2 separate regions of the Homo sapiens genome follow, and region 2 is linked to region 1. Evidence: read pairs that join two places in POLR2A ChIA-PET (ENCODE). Cell type or tissue: CD4-positive, alpha-beta T cell. All regions are shown on one strand. Each heading gives the region's core, and the rest is flanking DNA. Links, peaks and the distances in the headings are about the cores only. Region 1 overlaps LINC01588 (long intergenic non-protein coding RNA 1588). Region 2 overlaps LOC100506446 (a long non-coding RNA gene).

Evidence for each region. ChIA-PET counts read pairs that join two places held together with the same protein. Peaks named below come from ENCODE experiments on the same cell type or tissue, not always from the same donor. Only the 100,000 strongest peaks of a DNase experiment are listed, where the experiment ranks them.
Region 2: POLR2A ChIA-PET joins it to region 1 with 5 read pairs; 19 of 35 experiments call an interaction of 5 or more read pairs at or near these places.

The regions. Positions count from the first base shown.
Region 1 is chr14:49,981,472-49,984,382 of GRCh38, forward strand. It overlaps LINC01588 (long intergenic non-protein coding RNA 1588), which reads right to left. Exons shown (of 4, transcript NR_126498.1): 4 at 198-833. All of the region lies in intron 1 of LOC105370485 (a long non-coding RNA gene), which reads left to right. Among named protein-coding and RNA genes, the nearest start is that of MIR6076, 17 kb to the left of the region's middle. In CD4-positive, alpha-beta T cell, for the core only: no CTCF peak of the experiment used is centred there; DNase peaks (open chromatin) are centred at 1,130 and 1,410; H3K4me3 peaks cover 950 bases; H3K27ac peaks cover 1,379 bases.
Region 2 is chr14:49,921,550-49,924,460 of GRCh38, forward strand. All of the region lies in intron 5 of LOC100506446 (a long non-coding RNA gene), which reads right to left. Among named protein-coding and RNA genes, the nearest start is that of ARF6, 30 kb to the left of the region's middle. RefSeq lists an enhancer at 1,936-2,437. In CD4-positive, alpha-beta T cell, for the core only: no CTCF peak of the experiment used is centred there; no DNase peak of the experiment used is centred there.

The DNA of each region.
Region 1 (2,911 bases), core at 143-2,642:
TGGACCGTCTCAGAAGTGAGTGTACCCCCTTGTCCCAAGTTTCCTGTCCTCTACATATGCTCTAAAGGCCCTGGGGTATGGGGAGGAATGTGACTCAAAGTCTTGCCCTCACATCCAGTGCTGAGCAGCAGCAGGTACAGTGCCTGCTGGGCCTCCCATCTGCTTAATTTCCCCTTCCATGAAGCCTTCCATCATCTGTTAGACCAATCTTGTCTTTCTTTTATTTGTATTTATTTATTTAGAGATGGAGTCTCACTCTATCACCCAGGCTGGAGGGCAGTGGTCCAATCTCAGCTCACTGCAACCTCCACCTCCCGGGTTCAAGCGATTCTTTTGCCTCAGCCTCCAGAGTAGCTGGGATTACAGGTGTGCACCACCACTCCCTGCTAATTTTTGTATTTTTAGTAGGGACAAGGTTTCACCATGTTGGCCAAGCTGGTCTCAAACCCCTGTCCTCAAGTGATCCGTGGCCTCCCAAAGATTCCAGGCATGAGCCACCGTGCCCGGCCCAATCTCGTTTCTCTTTTCCATGTGCTTGCGCAGTGCTTCAGGGCTGCCTCAGTCTAGCACAGAAAATACTCTACTGCCTCCCCACTAGTCACAGCCTTGACGGTCTCAATCAGAATTATCTGGCAAAGTGGAGAAAGTGCAGACCTACTGAATCAGATTCTCGGGTTCAGATTTTCTTGTAGCACACTCACGTGGGAGAGAAACTTCGCTGGCACACGTCTCCTCAGAGCAGGGACCTGGTCTCATTGCTCTTCATGTTTCCCACAGCTCTTAGCACCGTGACAACCAGCAGCCAGTGTCTGGTGAGTGTACAGAGGTATTTCCTAGGAAGAAAATGAGAGTAAGGAGAGTGTAAAGGTGGGGTTAAGAGTGTGGAACAACTGAAGAGGATATAATTTGAGAGAAGAGCGGTGAGATGGGAAACCTCAGGGTTGATCCACAGTGCCCACCCTTGGGGTTCCTTTGAGTGCTAGAATAGATATTCAGTCAATATCTCTTCCCCTCCTTTTCTCCGTAGACACATACTTTAGTCCCAGAATTTTTTTTTTTTGAAATCTAAACTTTCAATGACGAAATGAGTAATTGTGCATAAAGTGGGTCACAAGGAAGTGATAACGAATGCACAGACTATTTTAACTGCTGAATCAGAAATCGCTCTGCTACGTTATGAAATATGCAGGAAGGAAAATAAGCAGATGACAGAAGTGGAAGGAATCCTAAAATAATATTTTCACAAACAAATTCTGACCCAACATAGGCTTGGGGGGCAGTGGGGGGAAGCTTCCATGCTACACATTCCTGAGAGTTGAAGAATTGGAACAAAATTGCCAAAGTAGAAATCTTTCTAAATGACGTAGGATCTCCTGAGGCACAAAGCCACCCAAACCCGCAGCCCGAAAGCCTTCTGTAATTTCATGGGGGGGTCTTAGTCACCCCGCTACACGGCATGGGCAGGTTGGGATTAAAGAAAGCAAAGACAAAACAAAACCCACAAACAAAATTTACAAACTGTTCTATTTTTTCTTCCTAACACAAACAAACAAAACCCACTTTTTTGGTTTCATTTGTTTCATAGATTTTTAAAAATTGTTGTAAAACATATGTAATATAAGTTACCATTTTAGCTTTTTTTTTTTTTTTTTTTTTTTTTTGAGACAGAGTCTTACTCTGTTGCCCAGGCTGGAGTGCAGTGGCATGATCTCGGCTCACTGCAACCTCTGTCTCCCGGGGTTCAAGAGATTCTCGTGCCTCAGGCTTCCAAGTAGCTGGGATTATAGGCATGGCCACCACGCCCAGCTAATTTTTGTATTTTTAGTAGAGATGGGGTTTCGCCATGTTGGCCAGGCTGGTCTTGAACTCCCAACCTCAGGTGATCTGCCCGCCTCAGCCTCCCAAAGTGCTGGGTTTATAGGTGTGGCCACTGCCACTGCATCCGGCCCATTTTAACTTTTTTTTTTTTTTTTTTTTGGAGACGAAGTCTTGCTCTGTTGCCCAGGCTGGAGTGCAGTGGCACGACCTTGGCTCACTGCAACCCCTGCTTCCTGGGTTCAAGATATTCTACTGCCTCAGCCTCCTGAGCAGCTGGGACTACAGGCACCTGCCACCACATCCAGCTAATTTTTGTATTTTTAATAGAGACAGGGTTTCACCATATTGGCTAGGCTGGTCTCGAATTCCTGTCCCCGTGGTCTGCCCACCTCGGCCTCCCAAAGTGCTGGGATTACAGGCATGAGCCACCGTGCCTGACCAGCCATTTTTAAGTGTACAATTCAGTGGCCTTAAGTACATTCACAATTCACTTAATATTGCCCAACTGTCACCATTATCTATTTCCAGGATTTTTGCATCATCCCAAACAGAAACTCTGTACCCAATAAGCAATAATTCCCTATTCTCTCATGCCTTATCTCCTGGTAACCACCATTCTACTTTCTGCCTCTATGAATTTGCCTGCTCTAGATACCTCACATAAATTGAATCACACAATATTTGTCCTTTTGTACCTGGCTCGCTCCTTCCCTTCCTCCCTCCCTCCCTCCCTTCCTTCCTTCTTTCCTCTCTTTCTCTCTTTCTTTCCTTCTTTTGATGGAGTCTCACTCAGTCGCCCAGGCTGGAGTGCAATGGTGCAATCTCGGCTCACTGCAACCTCCGCCTCCCAGGTTCAAGCAATTCTCCTACCTCAGCCTCCTGCGTAGCTGGGATTACAGGCACATGCCACCACACTTGGCTAATTTTTTGCATTTTTAGTAGATACGGGGTTTCACTGTGTTAGCCAGGATGGTCTTGATTCCTGGACCTCGTGATCCGCCTGCCTCGGCCTCCCAAAGTGTTGGGATTACAGGTGTGAGCCATCACGCCCGGGCTTTTTTTTTTTTTTCAGACCTATTTAGTATCCAAGTAC
Region 2 (2,911 bases), core at 230-2,729, 60 kb before region 1:
GACTATTTCTAGGAATAGAGTTTATACTCTATTCCTCTTGGGTTTGTGCCATATATGTTTGCTTATTTCCTAATCCAATTTTCCAAGTCATAGCCTCACCAACTGCCTCTCCTTTCACTAACCTATCTTACTGCCAACATCTTTTTCTGACCAACCCCCAAGATACCCTCCGTAGACTCTGGGCTTAGTTAGCCTACCTATAGTCATCCTCTTTAACTTTTTTCCTTAATTTTTTTTATTCTCTTGAATTTTCCTGTCTGAATTTTAACTTCTCTAACTAACCTCACATTAAGCCTTTATAATTATAAAAGTGAGCCATGGTCTTTATGAAAAATTGGAAAAATATAAAAACAACTGGAGTGGAGAAGAAAATAATCTCCAGATTCACTACCCAATGAAAACTACTAGTATAGATATTTTTATTCTTTTTCAATTTTCTCTTAGCATGAAAATGTATTTCCCTATGTTATAAACTCTTTAGAAATGTAACTTGTAATGATACTATATGTTCCACCTTTAAGATTACAATACCATTCTTTTGTATTACGATATTGACTTAAAAAAGACTGTTGATAGCCGGGTGCAGTGGCTGATTCCTGTAATCCCAGCACTTTGGGAAGCTGAGGCAGGAGGATCACTTGAGCTCAGGAGTTTCAGACCAGCCTGGGCCACATAGTGAGACCCCATCTCAAGAAAGCATCAAATAATTATCCTGGCTGGGCACGGTGGCTCACGCCTGTAACCCCAGCACTTTGGGAGGCCGAAGCGGGTGGATAACTTGAGGTCAGCAGTTCAAGACCAGCTTGACCAACATGGTGAAACCTCATCTCTACTAAAAATACAAAATTAGCCAGGCATGGTGGCACACGCCCATAATCTAAGCTACTTGAGAGGCTGAGGCAGGAGAATCGCTTGAACCCAGGAGGCGGAGGTTGCAGTGAGCCGAGATCATGCCATTGCACTCTAGCCTGGGCAACAAGAGCAAAACTCCATCTCAAAAAAAAAAAAAATTATCTGGGTGGGGGGCACGTGTCTGTGCCTGTAGTCTCAGCCGTCCAGGAGGCTGAGGTGGCAGGCTTGCTTGAGCCTGGGAGGTCGAGGCTGCAGTGAGCCATGATTGTGCCACTGCACCCCAGCATGGACAACAGAGTGACACCCTGTCTCAAAAAAAAAAAAAAAAGAAAAAAAGTAAAAAGACTTGACATAATACCAAATTGCTTTCTGAGGGGATTAAATCAGTTTATGTTCCAACATCAGTGTGTGAGTGCCAGTCTCCTTGCATTTTTTCCAGTATTGAGTATTATTATGCTAATTTTATAGGCAAAATTTTCTCTTTAAACATTATCAAGAGCCCTGAAAAATAGCACCAATGATGTCATAGCTCTTAGGGTCAGAATTTAGGAGTTAAAGGGAGATACAGAAATCATCTAGTCTAGTTCTCTCATCATTCAAAGGAAAAAAAAAAAAGGATCTGCAGCAAGTTGATTTGCCAAGTGTCACAGGCAAATAATGATAGAGCTAAGGCTAGAGTTTAGGTTTCATGAGATGTGGTTCATTTTTTCCCATTCTGCTTCTTAACTTAGTATAGAAATTAAACCTCATTTTGTATTAGATATTGTCTTAGCTACAGTTTTTAAGATGGATCAAAAGACAGATTTTTTTTCAAAGAACTCCTTTAGTCACATAAAATTTTTATAGCTGTCTTTTTTTTTTCTCAAATTTCCTGAGTAGTTTATCAGTTAATAAAAAATTACCCAGCACTGGCATAAACTCATATAACAAAAATTCTGATATATTTATAATCTAATGCCCGAAATGTCATGGCTTAAATGATAATAATTTCTTCTCTCTCATGTTTTCTGCAGTTCAAGAATTCAGGAGCATCTTGGCTAGGTAATTCTGTCTTGGAGTCTCCTCTGAGCTTGCTATCAGCTGTCAGGGCTGTAGTCATCCAAAGGCTTCACTGGGGCTGCAGGATCCACTTCCACAATGGCTGACCTCCCCCACTCCCTCCCTTCCTCCCTTCCTCCCTTCCTTCCTTCCTTTTTCTTTCTTTTTTCTTTCTGTCATCCAAAGGCCTGACTGTGGCTGGAGGATACACTTCCACAGTGTGGCTTCTTTCTCTTCCTTCCCTTCCTTCCCTTCCTCCCTTCCTCCCTTCCTTTTTCTTTTCTTTTCTTTGTTTTCTTTTCTCTTTTCTTTCTTCTTTCTTTTCTTTCTCTCTCTCTCTTTTTTTGAGACAGGGTCTCACTCTGTAGCCCAGGCTGGAGTGCAGTGGTGTGATCACGGTTCACTGTAACCTCCACCTCCCAGGCTCAGGTGATCTGCCCACCTCAGCCTCCTGAGTAGATGGGACTACAGGTACGTACCGGACAGTGGCTCACTTTCATGATTGGCAGGTTGCTGCTGATTGATGGCAGGATGCCTGTTTTTCTCCACATGGGCCTCTGTACAGAACTGCTTGACTGTCCTCACAGGATGGCTGCTAGCTTTCCTCAGAGTGAGCAAGCGAAGAGAGCACAGCAGAAGCTGCAATGCCTTTTATAATCCAGCATCAGAGGTCACACACCCTTGGCCAAGCATGGTAGCTCATGCCTGCAATCTCAGCACTTTGGAAGGCCGAGGCAGGAGGATTGCTTGAGCCCAGGAGTTCAAGACCTGGGCAACACAGGGAGACCCCATCTCTCCAAAATTCAAAAATTAGCCAGTTGTGATGGCACAAGCCTGTGGTCCTAGCTACTTGGGAGGCTAGGGTGGGAGGGTCACTTGAGCCTGAGAGCTCAAGGCTGCAGTGAGTTGAGATCATGCCACTGCACTCCAGCCTGCTCAACAGAGCAGCACCATGTCTCAAAAGAAAAAAAAAAAAAAAGGCACACTCCCTCATTCCTGTTCTGTTCTGTTGATCATACAG